Regions from separate parts of the Homo sapiens genome. Here region 1 is linked to region 2. Evidence: chromatin loops called from intact Hi-C (ENCODE). Cell type or tissue: mammary epithelial cell. All regions are shown on one strand. Links, peaks and the distances in the headings refer to the core of each region. The heading gives the core; the rest is flanking DNA.

Region 1 (5,371 bases), core at 212-5,211, 55 kb before region 2:
ATGGCCAGGTTCGAAACTGATTCTGCCACCCAGTACCCACATGACCTTGAGCCTGACCTAATTTCCCAGGCTCAGCATCCTCTGCTGTGAAGTGGGGACAGTGTCACAGAACTTAGGGATTCGACCTGGCGATGTAAGAACGTGCTGACAGTGAGGCCTGGGTGCAGGGGTGGATGGCGGGTGCGGCTTCTGCAATTGCTGGCTTTGCTGTTGTCATGGTTACTGTTAGGCATCCAGGGGTGTCCTACAGGGAGCAACTCTCTGCACTGAGCTCTCTCCAGCGCCAAGTGCTGTTCCACCCTCCCAACGACCTTGAACATTAGGCCCCAATGAGACCCGCTTCCAGTTGAGGCAGCCAAGTTCCCAAAGATACAGTGACTTTTGCCCAGGGTCCCAGCTGCGCCTTGCAGGCCCTGAATCAATCCCAGCTGTTCTGGCTCCATGCCCAGGGCTCTTACCACCCCTGGCTCATGGTCCCCACTGATGACATGAGGTGGCAGGAGAGGATTTATAGGTTCTTCCCTATCTCTGAGATGTTGTGCGTCACTTGCGAGCAATTCCTGTGGGCATGTCCCTTGAACGGGCCCCTCCTCTCTCAGGGACTGGGCTGGAGGAGCCTCCTCACAGTAGGGAATTGTGCTGGAAAGGTCAGCTGCCTTCTCCCACTTTCCTTGGAGTCCCCAGGCCATTCCCTCTGACAGGCCACTCTGCCCCTGCCCCACAGGGCTTCCCAAAGAGATCCTCCGGCCTGATCTGCCCTGCCCTGCCCTGGGAGGGCAAATCCAGCTTTGTGTCCACAGTTGTCAGAGAAACTGCACAGCAAGGGTGAGTGAGTGTGTGCAAGTGTGAATGTGACAGTAAGAGACAGACACAGAGAGAAAGAGAAGAGAGAGAATCAATCCTGGGCCATACTAGGTCAGGATGGAGGGAGTGGGGCAGGCAGCGTTTCTGGCCTGGAAAGGACTTCTTGACTGCAAGCCTCAAAGGATCTAGAAAGAATGTCTATGCTCTTGGTAAGCACTAAGGAGCTGCTTTGATGTAATCCCTCTGGTTGCATTAACAGAGGCACCAGATGTAGAATGAAGGAGGTGATGTCCCATTTGGGAATAGGTATTGTACTTTAAGAAGAGGCACTGACTAATTGTGATAGAAGAGGGACAGGAAGAGGAGGTCCTAGAGGAACAAGGAAACATCTGGACCAACCCAGAGGACTTGGTTCCTGTCTGCAGATTTCTGCAGCTGTTCTGGAGGCAGGGCCAGCCATGTTCTCTAGGGTGGCCAGCGCATGAAAATTATGGGGCGGCTGGCTTTGATTCAGCACAAGGGAGAAATGTCTGCTCTAAAGACTAATGCGGCATCAACTATGATGCCAGAAAAGATGACGCTATCCCAAAGAGATGCACCAGTCAGACCACCCTGCGGTCCTCAGAAAGGCAGGAACAGTGGCCCGGGAAGGACCTCAGCACAGACTGCCTGCAACCCAGTGCCTGAGTCTACATGTACCCCTGGACAAATCCTGCTCTTTCTCTGAACCTTAGTTTCCCCACCTCTAGTATGGGACTAGCCCCGTGGCCTCCAGCCACATACAGCTACCGAACACTTGAAATCTGGCTACTATGACTGAGGAACTGAATTCTTAATATTATTTAACTTTAATTAATTTAAAATTAAATTTAAGGCTGGACACGGTGGCTCATGCCTGTAATCCCAGCACTTTGGGAGGCTGAGGTGGGTGGATCACTTGAGGCCAGGAGCTCAAGACCAGCCTGGCCAACATGGCAAAATGCTGTCTCTACTAAAAATACAAAAATTAGCCAGGTATGGTAGTGCACGCCTGTAATCCAGCTACCTGGGAGTGCCGAGGCATGAGAATTTCTTGAACCTGGGAGGTGGAGATTGCAGTGAGCACCACCGCACTCCAGCCTGGGCGACAGAGTGAGACTGTGTCTCAAAAGAAAAAAAAAAAAAAATTAAAAGTTGACACACCCAATTAGGTTGCTACAAAACTTGTTTGGAGTAACTTGGGTATATGAACCTACATTGTCAACTGTAAATTTTATGAAATCTAAATACAGATCAAGTATTTCCAATGAAATTTTATATACAATGAAAATCTAAACACGGATCAGGTATTTCCAATGAAAATTCACATCTGAATTGAGTATGCTATGAAAATATACTATACACTGGATTTCAAAGACTTACTACAAAAAGAGTGCTAAATATCTTATTAATGATTTTTATATTGATTATATTTTGAAATGATAATATTTGGATATATTGGGCTAAATAAACTATATTATTAAAATTAATTCCTTTTTAAATTTGAGACAAGGTCTCTCTCTGTTGCCCAGGCTGGAACACAGTGGCTCAATCTCAGCTCACTGAAGCCTCAACCTCTGGGACTCAAGTGATCCTCCCACCTCAGCCTCCCGAGTAGCCAAGACTACAGGCATGCACCACCACGCCCAGCTAACTTTTTAATTTAATTTAATTTAATTGTTATAGAAACAAGTTCTCACTATGTTGCCCAGGCTGGTCTTGCACTTTTAGGCTCAAACAATCCTCCCACCTTGGCTGCCTAAAGTGCTGGGACTACCAGCATGAGTCACTGCACTGGCCCTTAAAATTGAAGTTACCTGTTTCTTTTTGCTGTTTTTAAAGGTGGCTACTAGAAAATTTAAAAGGAGTGGCTTGTATATGGCTTGTATTTCATTTCTATCGGACTGCACTAGGCAATCTCAAAGTCTCCAGCTCCTCCGGTAATAAAACACCAACAATCCCTACAACCCTCACCACGGGCCATGTGCTGTGTTCTCATTCCACATAAATGTTTGTTCAATTCTCGCCAGTGTTTGGAGGAAGGGATTATTTATCCCGTTTTGGAGCTAAAGGAACTGAGGCTCAGTGAGAGGAAGCCCTCTGTGGGCCTCCCAGCCAGGTCAGAAGTGACAAGCAGCTCCTCCACTTCTGGGGCACCTCTCCTTCCAGGCTGGTCTTGGTCAGGCAATGGGGAAGCCATGTCACAGTGATTGGTGGCATTTTCCAGTGCACTGAGGTGGCGGCAATGGCTGACTGATCCCTTGCAGAAGGCGAGATGAGTCAGTGCTGAAGCATCCGGTACAGGGGCAGGGAGACGGGAGGCTGCGTCTCCCCTGGGACAGGGTGCCACTTGCTGGGACGTGCCCTCTCCAGCCGAGAGCATACATACAGTGGGTGAGGCTGTGGGTCCGGAATGAATATTTCTGCTGGGCCCCATCCATATAGATGCATTTCTGGAAAGGCCCCGATGGCTCATAAAATTCTGTTTTTAAATACTCAACTGTTTCCAGGCCACAGAGTGGGAGGTATTTATCCTGATGCCAAAGAGACTCAAGTAAGGCCCCTCACTGCCTTATCACTTGGCACACACTTCGTCTGGCCCAAGTGACTCTCCTTCCAATCCCGGCATATGAGAAATGGGAGTGATGGCAAAATATTGACATTAACACAGCTACCACCACCACACCACTACTATCATCATCATCACCATCATCATCACCACTACCTACGCCATACCACCATATCATCATCATCACCACTCCCACCCCCACCACTGCCATGACCACCATCATCACTCCCCTGCCATCACTACTACCATCACTACCACCCATCATCACCACCACTACCACTATCATTAGTACCACCACCACCATTATCACCACCACCATCACCACCACCATCATCAGTGCCCCATCATCATCATTATCATTACCACTATCACTATCACCACCACCATCGCCACCAGCACCATCATCACCCTCACCTCCACTCCACTATCACCATCGCCACCAGCACCAGCACCACCATCACCACCTCATCACAGTCACCACTACCACCACTACCACCATCAACACCCCCATCATCTTCATCATCATCACCACCACCAACACCATCATCAGTACTACCACCATCACCATCATTATTATCGTCATTACCACCACTACCATTGCTGCTGCCCCCACCCACACCATCCACTCACCATCACCACCAGCCACCACCAGCCTCTAGTCACTTTCTCCTCTAAATTTATAAAGACAATCTTCTATATTTCTGGTGCATTTTATAAAGTGCTTTCCTACCCTAAGTTTTATTTATTCTTTATAGATAAGAAAACCAAGGCTCAGAGAGGGGCAGTGATTTGCCCAAAGTCACACAGAGAATGGGTTACTAGAGCCAGAAACTCAAGTTCAACCTCAGGACTCTGGTTCCAAGGCTATTTCTGCCATGTGTTCCTGCCCATTCCACAGCCATGATACTCAACACTCACTAAAAAAGGGTCCCTAGAACGCTGGAGCTCAAAGTAATCTTAGCACACATTCCTTCCAAACCCTCCAAGGGCAAAACCAGAGAGGGCAGGGGGCGGGTGAAAGGTCGCAGACCAAGTTCCTAATGCAGAATCCTGGCCCGGGACCCTCCTGCTAAATTCCCCTTGGCCTACTTCCCCGCCGCTGAGTCAAGCCCGCCACTGAGTCAAGCCTGGGGGAAGCCTCCTGGCTGACTCAGCGCCCTCGTATTCTTCTCTAGTTTGGTGAGTTCATTCTGTTGCAGCTGTTTAGGGGGATTGGCACTTCAGTGCTATTTTTAGGAAACAAATATTTTCCCACAACCATAGTTTGTTGCAGGCTAACTTGGATCTGTCCTAGGTTAGTCATGTAAACACTTCAGGGGGGAAAAACAGTGTCAAGAGCAGGCCTGAATCAAACTGGGCTGCTTTGCCTAGGTAACAACGTCAGTCTCTCCGCTTGAGGGATGAAGAGTGAAAATGACACCCCAGGGAGACTGGGATGGCAGCAGAGGCATGAGTTCTCACCACCTGGTTGGCTCAAGGTAGATGCCAGCAGGCCTGTGCATTTGGGCATTTTGTCTACGAGGCCACCTAATCCACGGGTCCCAAGGAGTTCAACTGAACCGACCCAGCACTCCTGGGTCACACAAACCCTGCTCAACTGTACAAGACTACCACTGCCCCCCACTACCAAGTCAAGTTCCGAGTCATCAGTCCAGTATTTGCGACACTCAAAAATCAAGCTTCCACCTGCCTCCAGCTCATCCTCACAGCCCCACAGCCAAGCCCTGGATTCCAACTCTGCCAGAGCACAGGGGCAGTATGCGTAGAGTCATGCAGGCCTAAGTTCAAATTCCAGCTTTGTCATTTCTCACTGTGTGAGCCTGGGAAGTTTCCTTTACCTCTCCGATTTTCCCAATCCTCAGGGGTTGCTATCGGTATCAAAGAGGGAACCTTCGAGAAAGCATTGGGCAACTTGTCTGTACATGTTGAAACAGGAGAATTCTGCTCCCTTCCCTACTGGCTTCTATGTCCCTCAAAGTC
Region 2 (5,371 bases), core at 126-5,125:
AGGCAGGTGCCTGCTCTGAGGACCTCACCTCTGTGATCCCAGTGCCTAGCACAGGGCACAGCTCTGAGGAGGTGCTTGGTAAAAGTGGCTTAATGATGGTGAAAAAGAAAGCTAAACACGCTCACTTATAATCCCTCTGAGGACTGCCTTTGAAGGCCAACAATGCCAGGCGGGTTCGGGACAGGGACCTGGAGCTGTGGTCAGTTCTGGCTGCTGTGTGGTCTTACTAAGCACCATCTGTCACACCAGAACAGCCCTGGCACTGCCCAGTCCATGCTGTCACATACACGCTATCTCTGTTCAGCACAGAAGTCTTGAGGAGCTGGGGATATAGTACAACAGTGGAGAGTGTGAGCTGTGACAGGCCAGGTCCAGCTGATTGGCTGTGTGACCTTGGGCAGGTGCTTCACCCTCTCTGAGGCTCAGTTTCCTTAAGTGTAAATTGGTGGCCCCACTTCCTACCCTCAGAGGGCTGTTGTGACAACTAAAAACTTGGCACAGCGTTGGGCACAAGAGGGTTTGGTGCATGCCAGGTGGTGGGGTATCTAACTTTGCTTTACAGACAAGGAAACAAAGGCAGGTGATCATTTAGTGGCAGAATAAGGTGGACAAATCCATTGCCCCTCACATGCTGGGTTTGTGGCCAGATCACATGTTCTTTGGGTCTCATTAAATTGTGGAGGAGCCAAAATTTCCTCTGTGTCACTCTGAATAAAAAGGACAGAAATCGTCTTTGTTGAGCAGATTCTGGAATCAGGCACAGTTTTCTTGAGGGCCTGCCAAAGGGTTTCAGTTACTCAAAGAGGGCTGTGTGGAGGCCCTCTCACCTCTGAGGCTGCAGGGAGCCACCGGTGGCTCACTGGAATTGAGGCATATGGACCCAGGTGACAAGCCCGACACTTCCACTCTCTAACTGGTGACCTCGGCTTCGCAAGGCCTCCCCAGCCCAGTGCATGTGTTGCACACATAGCAGACAGACGCTCAATAAATGTTAGTTTGTCCTCTCACGCCCTTCCTCCCGGCTGCAGGGACCCGGGGGACGGAAGGAAGGTTTGGCTTCAGTCTGCATGCAAATTGCTTCAACTGACTAGACAGAGGCATTGAATAAATTTGAATTTCCACTAAAATGATTATCAATACATGGAATTCCCATTTGCTCAGCTAAAAACCCACATCCTCTGGAAAACCGTAGGTGACTCACAATCCCTCTTCCTCTTTAACTTCTGGTTAGAAAATTCCTTTCCTTTCCAGCTCTTTGGGGAGACAGTTTTTTTCCCCAGGCACAGAAGCTGCTGTTCCCAAAAATCCAGGGTGGAAGGAGGCATTTGCTCAGGGAGCAGAGGTGATTTGATGGGCTCAGGCCCAGCCCTGTGATCCCCCAGTTACAGGAGAGAGGACACTTCATCTTGGCAGTGAAAAGAATCTAAAAACTGAGGAAGGAGGCTGAAAGTGGCCAAAAAAAGACACAGCATGAAGGAACCACAAGGCAGAACAAATCAGCTCTGGGAAAAGGGGGTACCATGAAATGCAGAAAGTCCCAGGGCTCTGCCCCCAGTGCAGGCTGCTCAGAAGCAAAAAGAGGAGTGCCCTGGACTAGGACTTGAGATTCATGGCCCCCATCCTCACCTGCCAGGTATGTGACCTTGACCAAGGGCCTCAGTTTTCCCATTTGCCGAAAGGGTTTCTCCTAAGAGACACTGCAAATAGCGTTGCCAGACTGGACAATTAAAAAGACAGGATGCCCAGTTAAATTTGAATATCAGATAAACAATGAGTGACATTTTAGTATAAATGTGTTCTAAATATTGCATCTGACATTCAAATTTAACTAGGTGTCATATTTTATCTGGCAACCTTAACAGTGGAGTGCAGCGGAGAGCACAGGTAAGAATGACCTTTTAAAGAACCAGGAGGTACCAGCACTTTGGGAGGTCGAGGTGGGCAGATCGCTTGAGCCCAGGAGTTGGAGACCAGCCTGGGCAATGTGGCGAAATCCTGTCTCTACAAAAAGAAAATACTAAAATTAGCTGGGCATCATGGTACACACCTGTTGTCCCAGCTACTTGGGAGGCTGAGGTGGGAGGATCACTTGAGCCCAAGAGGCAGAGGCTGCAGTGAGCCAAGACTGCACCACTGAACTCCAGCCTGGAAGACACAGTGAGACCCTGTCTCAAAAAAAAAAAAAAAAAAAAAAGAACCAGGAGGGCTATGATGCTATAGTCCAAAACCCCACAATCTGTGTTTATTCCACTAAGCAATATTCTTGCTCCTCTCAGGACCCAACCTAGTGAACGCTGGGATGATGACAAATAGGAACATGTGCCAAGGATGACAGACAGGATATGTAAACATCCCTTCAGAAAGGCTTTGGGATGGGAATTGTTTAGCCTGAAGAAGGAGCCCTGGGAAGCACAGACAAAGACCATTTTACACCTCAAACAGCCTCACTCAGGGACAGTGAGGACGACTCGGGCTCCATCCACAGGAAAACTCCAAACAAAGAGAGCTCTGTAGAATGGACTAGGCTCCCACAGAGGGAGGGACTTTTTGCACTGGAGGTGTTCAATTTGGAGTTTAATCACCATATGACCAAGATGCTCCAGAAGGGATTCCTGTTGGGCTTAGAGAGGGTCAGATTAGAAGACTTCTAGAGAGTTCTCGAATTCCCATGGCAGATATTTCTTTTTCCAAAGCATTTAGGTCAATGCCTTGTGCCAAAGAAGGTGCTCAGCAAAGTCCTACTGAATGGACATCAGGGATGACAAATTTATGACTCATGTGTTGACACTTCCTCAACCCCAGCCAAGGCAGACATCACTTATCAATTGCAGCACTCTCTCCCACCAAGTTCCAATGTGACTGTGAAATTTTTGTCAATTCAGTAACCCGGATAGCTGCTACCAGGTGTAAAATATCACGTGTGTGTAATATAATAACACCAACAATAGCTATTATTATCATAACTAGTACTTCTTGAGTGCTTACTACATACTAGGCACTTCACATATTAATTTATCTACATCCTCACTCACAACAATCCTCCAAGTTAGGTACCACTATTGTTCCCATTTTACAGATGAAGAAACCGAGGCATAGGGTGGTTAAAAATTTTGCTCAGGATTGTGATTACATGAGTGGTAGAGCTAGGATTTGAACCTAGGTGGTCTGGTTCCAGAAACTGTTCTCTTAGCCACTGGACTGGAATGGACTGTGTGTTTCTGTGGTTCTAATAAGAGTGGATACAATGATCCCATTTCACAGAGGGGATCCCTGAGGCTCAGGGAAGTGAGGCCAAGGTGAAGTTCAGTCAGGAGGTAGCAAAGTCAGGATTCAGACACAGAGAGCTCTCACCTCCTGCCCACCCCACCCAGGTTCTGCTCCCACTCACCTGAGCAGGCACAGATGGCCACGGGGACATCTGGGCCTTCTTCCCAGGACTGGCCTTCCCTGAGCGATGGGGTTCCCTGCCTCCCTCAGGGACCTCCTCCAGCCTCCCTCTGAGCAGAATTTCTCAGTACAGTTGCTGGAGTGGTAAAGCTGGAAGCTCATTTGTCAAGCTAGCAGATAGTTTACTTGTGTCCCTCCACGGGCCCCCAAACTCAAACCCCATGAGGAATGACCCAATGGACAGGGCGGAGGGGGCATCAGATTATGGGGACACTTGGAGTGTCATTTCCCAGGCTCTGACCTCTCACTGGCCCCTGCGGCTGGGCCCAAGGTTAACACTCATTCCACTGAAAGCGCAGCAGGGGCCCTGGCTTTGGCTAGAACCACTCCTCGAGGCCTACACCACCTGGATGGAGTCAGGTCAGATCGCCTCCCACCTCCTCGTGTATAGGCCTCTCTCAGTCCTGGGCATTTCAGGAGGTAATAACAAGAATTATTATAACAATATTTTCCACTAGCACTTACTGGGTGCCAGATCCTGTGCCAAGGACTACACATATGATGCCTCCTTTAATCCTCATGGCCACTCCAGGATGATTCTGCTATCACCTCTATTTCACAGATGAGGAAACTAGGCCCAGAGAAGGTAAGTGGCTTGGCCCAGGTCACACAGCCAGGATGTGGTGGGTCTGTGACTTGAACCTAGGTGGTCTGGCTCCAAAGTCTGCTTGGAGGAAAAGAGTGCAAAAGACCACCCTGCCAGCTACCTTCTCCCTCTGGACCTGGAACACCTCGCTTGTGAAATAAGTATGCCATCACCACTTGCCCACACCTCCTTGCAGAGCAACGGCCATGCACGCAGCAGGTGTGAAAGGGCTTTGGCAATCTTGTGTTCCAAGTGCTCATCTCATTTAACTAATAAGGAAACAGGCTCAGAGAAGGTGATCCACCTGAGGCCACACAGCAGGGCTCTCCTCCCTCAGCCGCCCGCCCTCCCCTACCCACCTTCCCCTACCCACCTTCCTCACCCAGGTTGGTCTCTCCTGGCCCCCCAGCCCCTCTGGGGGTTTGATGAGAGAAGGGTCTTTTCAACCTCCCCTGCAGGGCCTGCTCCTGGCTCCCCACACGCTGGCTCCACCCTGAGTCTCCTCAACACCCACCTGCTGCCCCAGGCATCAATGTACTTACAATGAGGCCGGGGACTCCAGGGGGGCCTGGCAGGCCCAGTTCTCCCTGCAGATAGAGAGAGACCAAGGTGGTTACTTGTCCCATCTCCCTCCAGGGCCCCTCCCTCCATGTCATCCTCCACACAGGCACCTGGTGGGGTCTTTCAGAGCTGAACACTCCTTATTCCTGACCACAGGCTCCAGCGACTTTCCTGAGCCTGGCCTGGAGTTTGGACCACAGCCATCCCCTCTCTGCCATCAGCTTTCCACATCTGTCAAATGGGGAGGTCGGACTTCCAAATCCAGTATCTTCCCATTGGAAGCATAAAGGAAGGAGCGGAATCGCGATCAAGGTCATACAGACGTGCATGGTGCTTGACATTTCACGCTCATTTTACAGACAGGAAAACTGAAGCTCCAGAGGTTAAGTGATTCACCCAAGGCCAGGTGCAAGGAAATGACAAAGCCATGAGGGCTCCAAGCTGAGAGCCTCTAAGCCAGCCTCCTTCCCTTTCTCAGCCGGGAGGTGCTGTGGCCCTTGGAGAATCCTCCCCAGCACCCCACACCCTCACATTTCCTTCTTCCAGGGGCCCCCAGAGACTGGAAAGAGTTCTAGCCTGGGAGTCAGGAGACGAGGCTGTGTGTGTGATTTATCCCCCTATACCTCAGTTTTCTCGTCTTAAACATGGATCTTCCATGGCCCACATGAGAAATGACAGGTGGAAGGGTTTGAGTCAAGTTCAAAATGGAAAAGTGAGAATAAAACTCCAGGGCTCTAGACATTGTAATTAGCAATGAGAAGTAAGCAACAGCCTTCA

The links. Hi-C counts contacts between places; a loop is a spot of excess contacts. Peaks named below come from ENCODE experiments on the same cell type or tissue, not always from the same donor. Only the 100,000 strongest peaks of a DNase experiment are listed, where the experiment ranks them.
Region 1: a loop joins it to region 2, with 2.2 times the contacts of the local background. A loop is called at or near these places in 5 of 110 quality-filtered maps.

Annotation. Positions count from the first base shown.
Region 1 is chr9:114,276,809-114,282,179 of GRCh38, reverse strand. All of the region lies in intron 37 of COL27A1 (collagen type XXVII alpha 1 chain), which reads right to left. Among named protein-coding and RNA genes, the nearest start is that of ORM1, 44 kb to the left of the region's middle. RefSeq lists enhancers at 79-891, 4,383-5,371. In mammary epithelial cell, for the core only: a CTCF peak has its summit at 3,176; DNase peaks (open chromatin) are centred at 3,179 and 4,609; H3K27ac peaks cover 2,998 bases.
Region 2 is chr9:114,221,472-114,226,842 of GRCh38, reverse strand. It overlaps COL27A1 (collagen type XXVII alpha 1 chain), which reads right to left. Exons shown (of 61, transcript NM_032888.4): 14 at 4,576-4,620. Among named protein-coding and RNA genes, the nearest start is that of MIR455, 15 kb to the right of the region's middle. RefSeq lists an enhancer at 2,191-2,743. In mammary epithelial cell, for the core only: no CTCF peak of the experiment used is centred there; DNase peaks (open chromatin) are centred at 2,342 and 2,772.